Regions from separate parts of the Homo sapiens genome. Here region 2 is linked to region 1. A link is a contact called in ENCODE Hi-C data. All regions are on one chromosome and are shown on one strand. Each heading gives the region's core, a stretch centred on a gene start or an enhancer-like site at or near the end of the contact. The rest is flanking DNA. Distances are from core to core; before and after follow the strand shown. Region 1 has its middle 61 kb from the start of LRRC37A3. Region 2 holds the start of BPTF (bromodomain PHD finger transcription factor).

Evidence for each region. A loop is a pair of places that touch in the nucleus more often than their neighbours do. Pooled maps may share reads with other maps.
Region 2: a pooled map shows a loop between it and region 1 (5-fold over the local background). The contact joins the promoter of BPTF here to the enhancer-like site in region 1. A Hi-C loop is called at or near these places in 1 of 168 maps with a recorded cell type or tissue (OCI-LY7), 3 of 37 single-sample maps with no recorded cell type and 7 of 50 pooled maps.

The regions. Positions count from the first base shown.
Region 1 is chr17:64,976,801-64,984,489 of GRCh38, reverse strand. No RefSeq gene overlaps it. Among named protein-coding and RNA genes, the nearest start is that of LRRC37A3, 61 kb to the right of the region's middle. Within about 2 kb of position 3,754, at least 2 of the 41 ENCODE cell types and tissues checked have a DNase peak (open chromatin) inside an H3K27ac peak, as active enhancers do; they include OCI-LY7, where a contact is called at or near this core.
Region 2 is chr17:67,819,451-67,827,139 of GRCh38, reverse strand. BPTF (bromodomain PHD finger transcription factor) reads right to left here and starts at 1,637. Exons shown (of 28, transcript NM_182641.4): 1 at 803-1,637. The coding sequence starts at 1,415. RefSeq lists enhancers at 764-1,033, 996-1,691, 1,692-2,389 and silencers at 1,084-1,283, 1,464-1,513, 1,714-1,783.

The sequences.
Region 1 (7,689 bases), core at 2,505-5,004:
GACTAAGGATTCGGAATTCACACACACATTAGTAGGACTCTTAGGCTCTTCACTGCACCTGCTTCCAGAACACTGGCAGTCAGTTAGGAAATGATCCTACTCTGGAAAAAAAATGCAATGGTCGCAGAGAAGAAACTTTCAAGTTCAGACACTGGGGAGAATCCCCTCAGTGAATAAGCTGATTATCTGCCAGATTGCCTCTGAGAATAAGCCACATTCATGCACACAGAACCCCCCACCAGTTTTTTGTGCCTCATAATGAAATCTTAACAGATAGCCAAAGATTACCAGATGTTTATGGAAAGTTCTAACATGAAACAAAAAGACCAAAACAGAGGAAACAACAGAACAAATCTTCAAAAGTAGTATAGTTACTATCTATAGAGAAATAAGAAAAGGCATTTTATCCATGAAATAGGATGTATTTTAGACTTTCAGGATGCCGTAACAAAATATGATACACTGGGTGGTTTATAAACAAAGAAATTTATTTCTCATGGTTCTAGGGACTGGAATCCAAGATCAAGGTGCTGATTTGGTGTCTGGGGAGGGCCTGCTTTCTGGTTCAGAGATAGTGTCTTCTTGCAGTGGCCTCACGTGGAGGAAGGGGTGAGCTGACTCCCTTGGGTCTCTTTTATAAAGGCACTAATACTATTCATAAGGGTTCCATTCTCATGGCCTGATCACCTCCCAAAGGTTCCCATCTACAAATACTATCACGTTGGGGGTTAGGTCTCAACATAGAAATTTGGGGGGACACAGACATTCAAACCATCGCAGGGTGCAAAATAAAATAATCATAACAAGAAAGGGATTTTGGCTATTGAAAAGCAGAATAGTTTAAAGTAAGTATTCAAAAGAAAAGATAGAAGATAATTTATAAAGTCTGGGCACAGTGGCTCACACCTATAATCCCAGCACTTTGGGAGGCCGAGATGGGTGGATCACGAGGTCAGGAGTTCAAGATCAGCCTGGCCAAGATGATGAAACCCCATCTCTACTAAAAATACAAAAAAAAAAAAAATTAGCTGGGTGTGGTGGTGGGTGTCTGTAATCCCAGCTACTAGGGAGGCTGAGGCAGAGAACTGGTTGAAACCAAGAGGTGGAGGTTGCAGTGAGTTGAGATCGCACCACTGCACTCCAGCCTGGGCAACAGAGCGAAACTCTGTCTCAAAAAAAAAAGAAAAGAAAAGAAAAAGAAAAAAAATAATTGATAAAAACTTCAGAATGTAGTACAAAAAGATGGAAAAAATGTGAGAGATAAGAAAATTTGAGGATCTATTCTGAAAGTCCAACATCCAGCAAGAATGGAGGGAAGGAAATTATCAAAAAAATAATACCAGAAAATTTCTCAGAATGAAAGGATAAGAGTCTCAGTATCAAAGGGCCTGCTAAGTGAGCCACAAAATGAATGAGAAGAAAGGTTCAGGCTAAGGCACATCTTTATAACCCTTCAGAACGCTAAGGATAAAAAGGAGACCCTATAATCTTCCTAAAAATAACAGATAACATACAAAGAACTAGGAATCAAAATGGCATTGAACATCTCAGTAGCAACATTGGAAGTCAGAAGAAACTGGAGCAAACTGTTTATAATTCTGAGGGGAAATGATTTGCAATCTAGAATTCCACACCAACTCAATAAATTCTCAATCAAGTATGAGGGCAGGATAAAAACATTTTCAGATGTCAAAGTTCTCAAAATATTTATCTCTATGTACCTTTATTCCAGAAGGTTCTGGGGATGTGCTACTGAAACCAAAGGAGTAGGCCAGGAAAGAGGAAGACAGAATTTAGTAATTTAAGAAACAGGGGATCCAACAGAGCAAAGTGTAGTTGCAGTCCTAGGAACAGCTATGCAGTAGGCCCATGGATGACCAGTATAGATAGGAATGTGGAGATGAGGGTACCCAGAAAAAAAATGTAACTAGTGTAAACGGGCCATGTAGAGAAGCATTAAAAAACAAAGTAAAGAATCAGAGAATCATAAAAAATAAGGCACATGCATGTTATATAGTTTTTTAAAAGAAAATAAATAATAGAAATCAAGTGATGATTAACTCTAGGCAAAAATAAAGAGGTTCTACAAGAAAGAAAGCATGGTCATAGTACACTACTTGGCTCTGTAGTACACAATGTTTGCATAATCATCATAATGTAAACACTGACCACCAGATTCAACCAAAATGTGTGATATAATCACCAGAGGAATGAGAGGTAGAAAGTATGATGTATGAGAGTTAAGTCCTCATCTCTCATGGCAATAAATTAACAGATGCTACCTAAAATCAAAAGATCAAGAAATCTCACTATACACACATTGTTGAGAAACATGGAGATAAATACCAGAAAAAACAGCCAAGGAGTTGAGAACAGTAGCCTCTAGGAAGTTGGCCTATGGGGTGGGGACTATTACTTTTCATTACAATGCTTTTAGTACTTCTTAGCTTTTAAAAATGTATATTTGGAATATTTTCATATATATAGTAATTTTATTATTTATTTATTTTTTGAGACCAAGTGTTGCTCTATTATCCAAGCTGAAATGCAGTGGTGTGATCTCAGGTCACTGCAACCTCTGCCTCCCAGGTTCAAGCGATTCTCCTGCCTCAGCCTCCCAAGTAGCTGGGACTACAGGTGTGTGCCACCACACTTGGCACACTTGGCTAATCTTCTGTGTGGTTTTTTTTTTTTTTTTTTTTTAGCAGAGACGGGGTTTTGCCACATTGGCCAGGCTGGTCTCGAACTCCTGACCTAAGTGATCCGCTTGCCTTGGCTTCCCAAAGTGCTGAGATTACAGGCGTGAGCCACTGCACCCGGTCCATAAAGTAATTTTAAAATAAAGTCAACAAATTAGGAAGACAAAGGATGGCTTGGTTGTTAATCTAAATGAATCTCTAGTTAGTGGTATGTTGGTGTAAGTAAAATTCAGAGACCATAGAAAAATAGATTGAGGAGCAGCTGAAAGCCTAGGCAGAAAGACAGAGGCAGAGAACCACCTAGAAAACATGGAGAAGCTGTTATGCCCAAGGGTCATTTGTATATTTAGGAATGCCTAAATATTAATACACTACTGACTTGTTAAATTGCTTTCTGACTGTAAAAGTAATAATACTTATTGTAGAAAGTTTGGAAAAGGCAAATTAACAAGTAAAGCAGGAGAGAGAGAAATCAAAACCACCAAATATCTCATTATTCATAGATTATTACTTATCAGCACTTTCTTTTTTTTTTTTTTTTGGACACAGAGTGAGTACAGTGGCACGATCTTGGCTCACTGCAACCTCCGCCACCCTGGTTCAAGTGATTCTCATGGCTCAGCCTCCCGAGTAGCTGGGATTTCAGGCGTGTGCTACCATGCCCAGCTAATTTTTGTATTTTTTAGTAGAGATGGGGTTTCGCCTTGTTGGCCAGGCAGGTCTGGAACCCCTGACCTCAGATGATCTGCCTGCCTCAGCTTCCCAAAGTTCTGGAGTTACAGTCATGAGCCACCATGCCCGGCCAAGCACATCTTTTTAAAACAAAAATAAGATTACAACATATAGGCCAGGCAAGATGGCTCATGCCTGTAATCCCAGCACTTTGGAAGGTGGAGGCATGCAGATGGCTTGAGCCCAGAAGTTCAAAACCAAAACAAGCCTAGGCAACATGGTGAAACCCCTTCTCTACAAAAAACACAAAACATTAGCCAAGTGTAATGGTGCATACCTATAATCCCAGCTACTTGGGAGGCTGAGGTGGGAGAATCACCTGATCCTGAGACGTCCAGGCTGCAGTGAGCTGTAATCACACTACTGTACTCCAGCCTGGGTGACAGAGTAAGGCCCCGTCCCAAAAAAAAAAAAAAAAAAATTACAACGTGTAAACATTTCTGTGTCACACTTTATTTCCCCTTAGCATTTCTCTAGGTCACTACTGTCTTTGAGAAATGATTTTTTTTTTTCTTGAGATAGTCTCGCTCTGTCGCTCAGGCCGGAGTGCAGTGGTGTGACCATGGCTCACTGCAACCTCTTTCTGCCAGGTTCAAGCGATTCTCCTGCTTCAGCCGCCTGAGTAGCTGGAACTACAAGCATGTGCCACCACACCTGGCTAATTGTTGTATTTTTAGTAGAGACCGGGTTTCGCCATGTTAGCCAGGCTGGTCTTGAACTCCTGACCTCAGGTGATCAGCCTGTTTTGGCCTCCCAAAGTGCTGGGATTACAGGCATGAGCCACTGTGCCCAGCTGAGAAATGATTTTAAATAGATGCTTAGTATTCTAACATATGAATGTACATGTAATTTATGGTCTATGATTAATAATTTATGCTTTTCCAGTCTCCAATAGCTGGATATTTTGATTGTTTCTAATTTTCATAATTATAAATAATATTTTGTTGACTATCCTTAACCATAAGTCTGTGAGATCTCTTATTGGGTCAATAGGTATGAACATTTTAAAAGCTATTAATACTCCATGTCAGGTTGTTCACCAGAAAGATTCGACCTGTTTATACACTCCGCCAGGACAGTCTACCATCATTGGACATTATCATCAAATACAACTTTTTAGTAACCATGTTAATGTATCACACAATCAAAAAAAGATCAAGGTTGGGGGGAAATTCATAAAATGGAATGCAAACAAAAATAAATGAACCTAACTATATTTCATGTTAATAACAATACTACACTGAAGGGCAGAATTGGGAGGGGGAACTAACCTAGGTAGGTAACTTGAACACAGTTATTTTAATATATATCCTCTGGCTATAAAGAACCTTAAATACATACTAATTGGTAGAATTGTTTTCCTGCAGTGCTATGGATTAGGAATTCTGAAATTATTTTTAGTACATATTCTAGTACAGAGCAAATAAATAAATAAATTGTGAATAACAGGAGCCAGGTTTCTCTCTACTGATGAAGGACATCATACATATGGAAAAATGGAAGGCTAGAATGAATGAACTCTGTGGTGTCAGGCTGGACTGGAATTGGAAATGTCAGTATGGACTCATGTTTTAGTTGTACTGTGGCTACTTACGAAAATGTGCTTGATTTTTGGGAATATACTATGAGGTATTTAGGAGTCCAGGGCATCATGTCTGCAACTTACTTTTTTTTGGAGACAGTCTTGCTCTGTTGCCCAGGCTGGAGTGCAATAACGTGATCTCAGCTCACTGCAACCTCCGCCTCCTGGGTTCAAGCGATTCTCCTGCCTCAGCCTCCCAAGTAGTTGGGATTACAGGCATGTAACGCCACACCCTGCTAATTTTTGTATTTTTAGTAGAGATTGGGTTTCACCATTTTGGCCTGGCTGGTCTCAAACTCCTGACCTCAAGTGATCAACCCACCTCAGCTTCCCAGAGTGCTGGGATTACAGGCGTGAGCCACTGCACCCGCCCCCGGCCTGCAATTTACTCTCAAACAGTTCAGGGAAACAATGTACATTTACATATAGAGAGAGACAGAGATAAAGACACAGAAAGAAAGAGAATGATAAAGAAATGAGGTAAAATGTTAAGTACTGGGGAATCTGGGTGAAGAGAATGCAGGGATTCTTTATACTATTTTTGCCACTTTTCTGTTAGCTTGAAATTATTTCAAAATAAACACTTTGGCCAAATTAGCAGGTAAGAAAACATTATTAGAGTGGTTTTCCTTTGAGTTCATTCATGTGTTCAATAAAGTTGAACACATGGATGTTAATGAACCATTCGGATTATATGGTTCATATTTTTTGCTCATTTTTATGTCATGGTGTTTTTCCGTGTTGATATGTAAAAGCTATTTTTAAACCCTTCATCTGCCGTATATGTTACATTTCTTTCCTGATTTCTGCCACCTTCTAATGTTGTTACCAACTTTCTTTTCCAACCTTGGGCCACTGGCATATACACTCATTTCTAAATATCAGAACTTGTAGTGTTCTTTGAAATGCAAACAGCCTATGGTTCATTTTGCAACTGCATATTAGTTAACAGGCAAAAATACCTTAGTAAGAGAAAGTGTCTTTTCCTTCTAATGAAAAAAAAAAAAAAAAACTAACCCCCCTGAAGCACTAAGGTGTTTATTTATTTACTTTTTTGAACAGGGTCTCACTCTGTTGCCCAGGCTAAAGTGCTGTGAATCATGGTTCACTGCAGCCTCGACCTCCCAGGCTCAATCCATCCTCCCACTTCAGCCTCCCAAGTAGCTGAGACTACAGGCATGTGTCACTACACCTGGCTTTTTTTCTAGAGATGGGGTCTCCCCCTATGTTGACCAGGCTGGTCTGGAACTCCTAGGCTCAAGTGATCCTCCTGTCTTAGCTTCCCAAAGTGCTGGGATCATAGGCATGAGACACCACGCCTGGTAAGTTTTTTTAAAAAAATAAATATTAGACCATGCAGAAACATGCTATCCTAAAATTTTTGAGCAAGTACAAAGTTCACGATTCAGAAATTTAAACAGTTTAAATGCAAAATGAAGTTCTTTTTAATGAATACCAAAAAACTGTCAGGAGATCGAGACCATCCTGGCTAACACGGTGAAACCCCGCCTCTACTAAAAATACAAAAAAAAAAAAATTAGCTGGGCGTGGAGGCGGGCACTGGTAGTCCCAGCTACTCGGGAGGCTGAGGCAGAAAAATGGCCTGAACCCAGGAGGCGGAGCTTGCAGTGAGCTCAGATACGCAACTGCACTCCAGCCTGGGCGACAGAGTGAGATTCCGTCTCAAAACAACAACAACAACAACAAAAAAAAAAAAAAAAAAAAAAAAAACTGACTGAAAATCTAGTGAATACCTTTTATGCTTCAGACACCCCGTATGAGAGTCTTTACCCTCAAGCATCTCGCAGTTGAGTAAGGGTGACATGTAAGAAATAGGTTCCAATCATTGTGACAAGGACAACTGCAGTATTATTACGTACACACAAGGCAATGAACAGGCAGAAGAGAAGTTTTGTCATGAGGCAGGATGAGGCTATAGAAGAGGTGACAACTAAGCTAAAGAAGCCACTCAGGATGTCAGAAGACAGCCGTTCAGTCAAAAACAGGCACAGTATCCAAAGGAACTCATTTGATCCCTAAAATTCTGCTAAGATGTGCTGTAGGCGGGGCGCGGTGGCTCATGCCTGTAATCCCTGCACTTTCGGAGGCCGAGATAGATGGATCACCTGAGGTCAGGAGTTTGAGACCAGCCTGGCCAGCATGGTGAAACCCCGTCTCTACTAAAAATACAAAAATTAGCCGGGCGTGGTGGTGCGTGCCTGTAATCCCAGCTACTCGGGAGACTGAGGCACGAGAATCGCTTGAACCCAGGAGGCAGAGGTTGCAGTGAGCCAAGATCACGCCACTGCACTCCAGCATGGGTGACAGAGTGAGACTTCGTGTCAAATAATAACAATAAAAGATGTGCTGTAATTGTGTCCGTTTTACAAACTAGTGAAGAAATGAAAAAGAGGTCAAGTAACTGGCACAGGTCCCACGCTAGTGAGGGTTTTGGGATTCAAGCACAGACCACCTTCGCCCCTATGCTACACCACCTCAGGCTGTCGGGAGATAGGCGCCCAGTCAAAAGGCACATAGAAGAAAGCCTACGACTTCTCAAGCATTGAAGCAGGAGTGGCGCATCGGTATGCTCAACTTCAAACTTTGAGAACAGTCATGGTAGGAATGCATTTTATTCAAGAATGGGTTCAGGTGAGGGTGGATATGGGCACTGGG
Region 2 (7,689 bases), core at 388-2,887, 2.8 Mb before region 1:
GCAAAGCGATCAAATGAGTTAAGACGCGCGTTCCTGTAGTTTTGTACTTTTATTTTTGATTTAACCAAAATAATTCTGAATCGGATGAATAACCAAATTTGGTTGGGTCTTGTTTGGCTTTCTGCGTTGCTTTTTAATCAGCCATTTAACAGCAACTGTTGCACGGGCCCATTAGCACTCGAAGAATAAAAACAAACACACAGGACCAGATAAGGTTCCCCTACTAACCCAAATGATCCGTTTCCTTAACACAATTTTAAAACCACAGCTAGGGGTGTGAAAACGCATTTTTTTGTGCGTGTTTGTGTACCACAATCTGTCCAAATCCTTAATTCCCTTTTAAGTAACAGATATATAATAAAAATCCGAAAGAAACCACATTAGAAATGCAAAGAGGTTTGCAAAACAAGAGGCTTCTTTCATTCCAGAAAACCACACCAAAACAAGGGGAGAAAAATGAATGCAATGGATATGTGTTTGCCAAAGTTTCAATCCTGCCCGGTGGAGACACTGCACTGGCACAAATTTTGAAGAGGAAAAAAAGGGGGTTGGGGGGGGGAGAGAGAGCGAGCGAGTGTGGCCTGCAAACTGCAACAATGCAATCTCCATTTTGAACAATGCGCCTCTTTCCTCTTGTAAATCTAGTTTTTTGCCACTTGATGTGCCGTCGCATTTCCCCTCTGTTTGGGGGGGAGGCGGGGTTGGGGGGAGATCGGAGCAGGATGCACAGCACACGAGTGAGCAAGGGGGGAGGGCAGAGGAGGTGGGGAAGGAGTCTGCAGCAACTGGGCTGGGTGGGTACCTGGAGTGCTGCTGTAGGTACTATGGCTCCTGAAGCTGCTTTCCGTGCAGTAACTGGCGTCGTCGTCGTCGTCTTCCATCTCCTCCGGATAATCGGAGTCATCGTCGTCCTCTTCCATCTCATCCTCCTCGTCGTCCTCAGAATCCTGGGTCTCCTCGGCGTCGCCGTCCTCCTCCTCCTCCTCCTCGGAGACCATGTCCTCCTCTTCCTCCTCCTCCTCGCTCTCGTGGTCATCGTACACCACTTTGTTGACGGCCCTCCGGGCCGCGGTGGTCCGGGCCAGGTGGCCGCCGCCGCCCCCGCCCCCCGTCCTGCCGCCCCCGCCTCCTCGCCCCCCCCGGCCCGGGGCGCTGGTGCTGGGGGGGGCCGGCGGCGGCGGCGGCGGCTTCCTCCGGCTACTGCTGCCCCCCCTGGGCGAGCTCAGCCGCGTCTTGGGCGCCACCTCAGCCTGGGCGGCGGCCCACCTGCCCCGGCTGCTGCCGCGGTGCCGCGAGCGGAGCCCCCCGATGGGTCCGGACGTGGGCGGCGGCGGCGGTGGCGGCGGGGCCGGGGCGCAGCGCTCCGCAGCGGGAGCCGCGGGCTGCTTGGGCGGCCTGCCCCGCCGGCCCCTCATGTCGGAGCCGAGGCGGGGGGAGAAGGAAAGCGAAGGGGGAGGGGCGGGCGCAGGGGGGGCGGTGGGGAGCGCCGGGGCCGGGTGGGGAGGCCCGCGGGGCCGGGCGGGAGGGGCCCGGCCGACGGAAGCGGGTGGAGGGAGAAGGCTCAATCCGAATTGCTGGGGCCCCACTCCGGATCGCCTTCAGCCGCCATCTTGTTTCTTCCCTCTCGCTCGGTGACTGGGGGAACCGACAGCGGCCGCAGGCCCAGAGCGCGGTCACGTGAGCTGCGCCGCCGACGAGCCTGGGACGGAGCGAAGCGGCGCGGCGGCCGCTAGGGGGAGCGCGGGAGCGTCGAGTCGGGGGCGGGGAGCCCTGGGCGCCTGGGCTCGGCACAGCGCGGTGCGGCTGGACTCCGGGCGCGGGTGGCGCGGCAAAACTCCGGGCGCAGGTGGCGCGGCTGAGAGGGGCGCGCAGCTCGCGAAATGCCCGGCGTCAAAGGCCTTCGGAGACCAAAGTCTCCGCGGACCGCTGGCTGGAGCCCAAAGCCGGCCGGACCTCCTCCCCGCGTCTCCCCTTTCGCGGCTCGGAGAGGAAGGCAAGGGAGCCCCCAAATATCATTCCCTTCCCTCCCCCTATGGAAACTGATGCTGAAAGAGCCAGCGAGAGAAAGAAAAAAAAAAGTCGCGGAGAGGGGCGGCCCAAGCGACCGAGGGCACCGGGCAGCGCCAGCGACAGAGGGAAATTAGTCGAGGGGACAGAGAGACAAGCCCCCTGAACTTAGGAAACTCTGAAGCATGGAGCTGGAGTCCAGAAAATGACTCCAATGACAACTGCTCCGGATCTGTGCCAGGAGCCACGCCCCGGGCTGCCACGCCCGGAGGGAGGGGCGCCCTAAGACCTGTAGCGTGGAATCCGCACTGGGAAAGCCTCAGTAAACTCCAGAACGCAACTACTGCACGTTCCAATGTCCCGCCACCTTCCCAGTGCCCCAGCTAGGACTTCGATCACCTCAGCAAGAACTTACCTCTCCTTTGCAGTGGAAAAGAGGGAATCCTGCCTAAAACCTACTTCACGGTGTTAAATGTTTGTATTATCGGGAAATAACCTTAATTTATTGACCTGACAAGTCACTAGGTTTCAGCTTAGCCCAAAGGACGAATCATGATGACATTTCAGGCACCCTCAAACCTTATCACAGCGACTCAACCCTGAGTGGTTGAGGTCAGCTCTTTAGATAAGAGAAAGGTGTTATAAACATATGAATATTTATTGAGAGAAGTGACAACCGAAAAGTAATTTAAAGAAAAATAGTTGGCCGGGCGTGGTAGCTCACACCTGCAATCCCAGTCCTTTGAGAGGCCAAGGCCGGATGATAGCTTGAGGTCAAGAGTTCAAGACCAGCCTGGGCAACATAGCAGGACCTCGTCTTTAGAAAAAATTTGAAAAATTAGCCGGGCATGGTGGTGTGCACCTGTGGTCCCAGCTAGCGAGAGGCTGAGGTGGGAGGATTGCTTGAGCCTGGGAGGTGGATGTTGCAGTGAGCCGTGATTGCACCACTGCACTCCAGCTTGGGTGACAGAGCAAGACCCTGTCTCAATTTTTTTTAAAAAAGATGCTGGGCGCGGTGGCTCACGCCTGTAATCCCAGCACTTTGGGAGGCTGAGGAGGGCGGATCACCAGGGCAGGAGTTTGAGACCAGCCTGGCCAATATGGTGAAACCCCATCTCTACTAAAAATGCAAAAGTTCTGTACTAAAAATACAAAAGTTAGCCAGGCGTGGTGGTGCGTGCCTGTAGTCCCAGCTACTCCAGAGGCTGAGGCAGAAGAATCGCTTGAGCCTGGGAGGTGGAGGTTGCAGTGAGCCGAGATCGCACCACTGCACTCCAGCCTGGCAACAAAGCAAGACTCCGTCTCAAAAAAATAAAAATAAAAATATCTAACAGAATTCTGCATACCAAATGGCTTATTTCAGTCTTGTTAGGAAAATGGAACACATATGTGAAATGAAAATTAAAATACAAGCACTAATTGCCAGAGAAATGCATTCAATACAATTTGGTCGAGCTCTAAGGGTGACAAATGTGTATATGTCTCCAGGGACCAGGTAAGTAATGTAAGTCAATAAAGTAGGCAAGATGAAGACCTAGGCCAATGGAGGTGCCCATATTTTGTTTGAAGAGGGTGGTCAGGCACGGTGGCTCAGGCCTGTAATCCCAGCACTTGAGGAGGCCAGGTGGGCGGATCACTTGAGCCCAGGAGTTCGAGATTATCCTGGGCAACATGGTGAAATCCTGTCTACTAAAAATACAAAAATTAGCTGGGCATGGTGGCTCATGCGTGTAATCCCAACTACTTGGGAAGCGGACAGGAGAATCGCTTAAACCCAGGAGGCAGAGGCTGCAGTGAGCCAAGATCGTGCCACTGGACTCCAGTCTGGGTGACACAGCAAGACTCTATCTCAAAAAAAAAAAAAAGGTAGTGAGGAACTGAGAATTTTATTTGGAGACACAAAAATTGAAACCTTAAATATGCATATCCCAGCGATCTTGGTTCACTGCAAACTCCTAAGCTCAAGCAATCCACCCGCCTCCCTCCCAAAGTGCTGGGATTACAAGCTACAGCCACTGTGCCCAGCCACCCTCTTTAAACAAAATACGGGGCCAGGGCCGGGCGTGGTGGCTCATGCCTGTAATCCCAGCACTTTGGGAGGCAAAGGCAGGCAGATCACTTGAGGGCGGAAGTTCGAGACCAGCCTGGTCAACATGGTGAAACCCTGTCTCTACTAAAAACTAGCCAGGTGTGATGGAGCACCGGTAGTCCCAGCTATTTGTAAGACTGAGGCAGGAGAATCGCTTAACCTGGGAGGTGGAGGTTGTAGTGAGTGCAGATCACACCACTGCACTCCAGCCTGGGCAACAGAGCGAAAGTCTGTCTAAAAAAAAAAAAGCGGGGGGCACTTCCATTGGCCAAGTCCTCATCTTCCCCTACTTTGTTGACTTTCATTACTTACCTGGTTCCTGGAGGCATATACAGATTTGTCACCCATAGTGCTCAACCAAATTATATTGAATACATTTATTTGGCAATTAGTGCTTGTATTTTTTCATTTCACATATGTGTTATATTTTCCTATCTAGATTGAAATAAGCCACCAGGCGCAGTGGCTCATGCCTGTAATCCCAGCACTTTGGAAGGATGAGGCGGGCGGATCACCTGAGGTCAGGGGTTCGAGATCAGCCTGACCAACATGGTACAACCCCATCTCTACTAAAAATACAAAAATTAGCTGGACGTGGTGGCACTTGCCTGTAATCCCAGCTACTCTGGAGGCTGAGACAGGAGAATCGCTTGAACCCAGGAGACGGAGGTTGCAGTGAGCCAAGATCGCACCACTGTACTCCAGCCTGGGCGACAAAGTGAGACTCTGTCTCAAAAAAAGAAAAAAGAAATAAGCCATTTGGTGGACAGAATCAGAATCCTGTTAGGTTTCCTTTCTTTTCTTTCTTTCTTTTTAAATTTTGAGACGGGGTTTTGCTCTGTCACCCAGGCTAGAGTGAAGTGATGCAATCGCAGCTCACTGCAACGTCCACCTCCCAGGCTCAAGCAATCCTCTCACCTCAGCCTCCCGGGCAGCTGGGACCACAGGCGCGCACCACCATGCCCAGCTAATTTTCAAATTTTTTCTAGAGACAAGGTCCCACTATGTTGCGCGGGCTGGTCTCGAACTCCTGGCCTCAAGCTATTCTCTGGCCTCGGTCTCTCAAAGGGCTGGGATTGAAGGTGTGAGCCACCATGCCCAGACAACTATTTTTCTTTAAATTACTTTTTGGTAGTCATTTATTTCAATAAATATTAATATATGTTTATATTGCACTCCAGCATGTGTGACAGAGCAGGACCCTGTCTCAGAACAAAACACTACAGATTGATAAAAATATAAGCAGTCTTGGCCCGGTGTGGTGGCTCACACCTGTAATCCCAACACTATGGGAGTCTAGGGTGGGTTGATCACCTGAGGTCAGGAGTTTGAGACCATTCTGGCCAACATGGTGAAACCCCGTCTCCACTAAAAGTACAAAAATTAGCTGGGCGTGGCGCTGTGCACCTGCAATCCCAGCTACTAGGGAGGCAGGAGAATTGCTTGAACCCAGGAGGTGGAGGTTGCAGTCAGCCGAGATCGTGCCACTGCACTCTAGCCTGGACGACACAGCAAGACTCCATCTCAAAAAAGAAAAAATAAATAAAAAATAGGCAGTTTGGATATAGCCCAGAGTCTACTAGTTTGCAATGTATATCCTACATAGTGTGTAAAATGCTATGTACTGCCAGGTGCGGTGGCTCATACCTGTAATCCCAGCACTTTGGAAGGCTGAGGTGAGAGGATCACTTGAGCCCAGTAGTTTGAGGCAACATAGTGAGATCCCCAGCTCTAAAATTAAATAAGTATGCTATGTATTATAGGGAATACAAAGATATTAGAAGTGGGAATACCCTTCAAAATTTATAATTGAATAGTAAAGCAAAATTATTTACAAAAAGTGTACAATAGATGGAATGAGAGGTGTTTTGCATAACTTTTTTTTTTTTTTTTCAAGAAATGGTCTCGCTCTGTCACCCAGGCTGGAGTGCAGTGGCGCGATCTTGGCTCACTGCAACCTCCACCTGCCGGGCTCAAGCCATCCACCCACCTCAGCCTCCTGAGTAACTGGGACTGCAGGTGGCTGCCACCTTGCCCAGCTAATTTTGTATTTTTTTTTAGTAGAGACAGGGTTTCGCCATGTTGGCCAGGCTGGTCTTCAACTCCTGACCACAAGTGATCTGCCCGCCTCAGCCTCCCAAAGTGCTAGGATTATAGGCACGAGCCACTGCGCCCAGCCTACGACATGTCTTCTTGGGGAAGGGAGCGCTACTGGACATTTTTTGGCTAAGTGGAACAAATACTCAGTTCCTGACAAGCTGCACAGGTATGTGGTCACCTGGCTTTCAATCTTTGCTGGGGCCCAGGAGCAAAGTAAGACCAGTTTCCAGAAAGAATATTTATTAGCCAAAGAGAGCAAGGCTTTGATCCAAAACCCTAAGCACAACCATAGGATGCTCCTTTGCAGGGTTTTCATGCGCCCTTCATACAGCACCCCAGTATGTGGTTGTCCAGAGAGTGCTGTTGGGTACATTGGGTCATGAGGACCAATTAGCAGAAGTCCTTGCACCACAGCCTGGACCTGCTGAAGAATCTTCTCTTGCTCTGCCTTGTGGCTCAATGTTAGCAAGGCCTCAGGTCACTCTGAAAATGGGTTAAGGCAGCACAAACAAACGTGGTATATATAGTCTTCTTCTTCTTCTTTTTTTTTTTTTTTTTGAGACGGAGTCTCACTCTGTCACGTAGGCTAGAGTGCAGTGGCGTAACCTTGGCTCACTGCAACCTCTGCCTTCTGGGTTCAAGTGATTCTCCTGCCTCAGCCTCCTAAGTAACTGGGATTCGAGGCACACAGCTAATTTTTGTATTTTTAGTAGAGACGGGGTTTTACCATGTTGGCCAGGCTGGTCTCAAACTCCTGACCTCAGGTGATCCACCTGCCTCAGCCTCCCAAAGAGCTGGGATTACAGGCATGAGCCACCATGCCCAGCCTTGTATATCTAGTCTTCTAAATCCAAAGAGAGCCACCAAGCATCCAGTACTGTCAAATGAAATCACCCCATCCATAGTCCTTGACTTCTTTTTTTTTTTTTTTGAGATTGACTTTTGCTCTTGTTGCCCAGGCCGGAGTGCAATGGCGCAATCTCAGCTCACCGCAACCTCCGCCTCCTGGGTTCAAGCGATTCTCCTGCCTCAGCCTCCAGAGAACTTCATTACATCTGTTATATGTCCCTTAGCTATGGCCAGTCTTCAAGACTTGCCTTGAAGTCCAGGTGGCATGGGTGATTTTGTTAAAATCTTTTGCCATTGATTGCAAACACTGTGCTCCAAACAATGTCAAATTGGCTGTCAGAGTCTCATTCTGTATTACTAGATACATATTTTCTACCATTGGCCGCAGAAGACTAGAGTGAGAGTTACAGACCACTCCCATTCCATTTCCCTGAGCATCTACGGCCTACCACCACTCTGGTACCAATTTCTTTATTGGTTTTTTTTTTTTTTTTTGAGACGGAGTCTTGCTCTATCACCCAGGCTGGAGTGCAGTGGCATGATCTTGGCTCACTGCAACCTCTACCTCCTGGGTTCAAGCGATTCTCCTGCGTCAGCCTCCCAAGCAGCTAGGACTACAGGTGTAAGTCACCACTCCCGGCTAA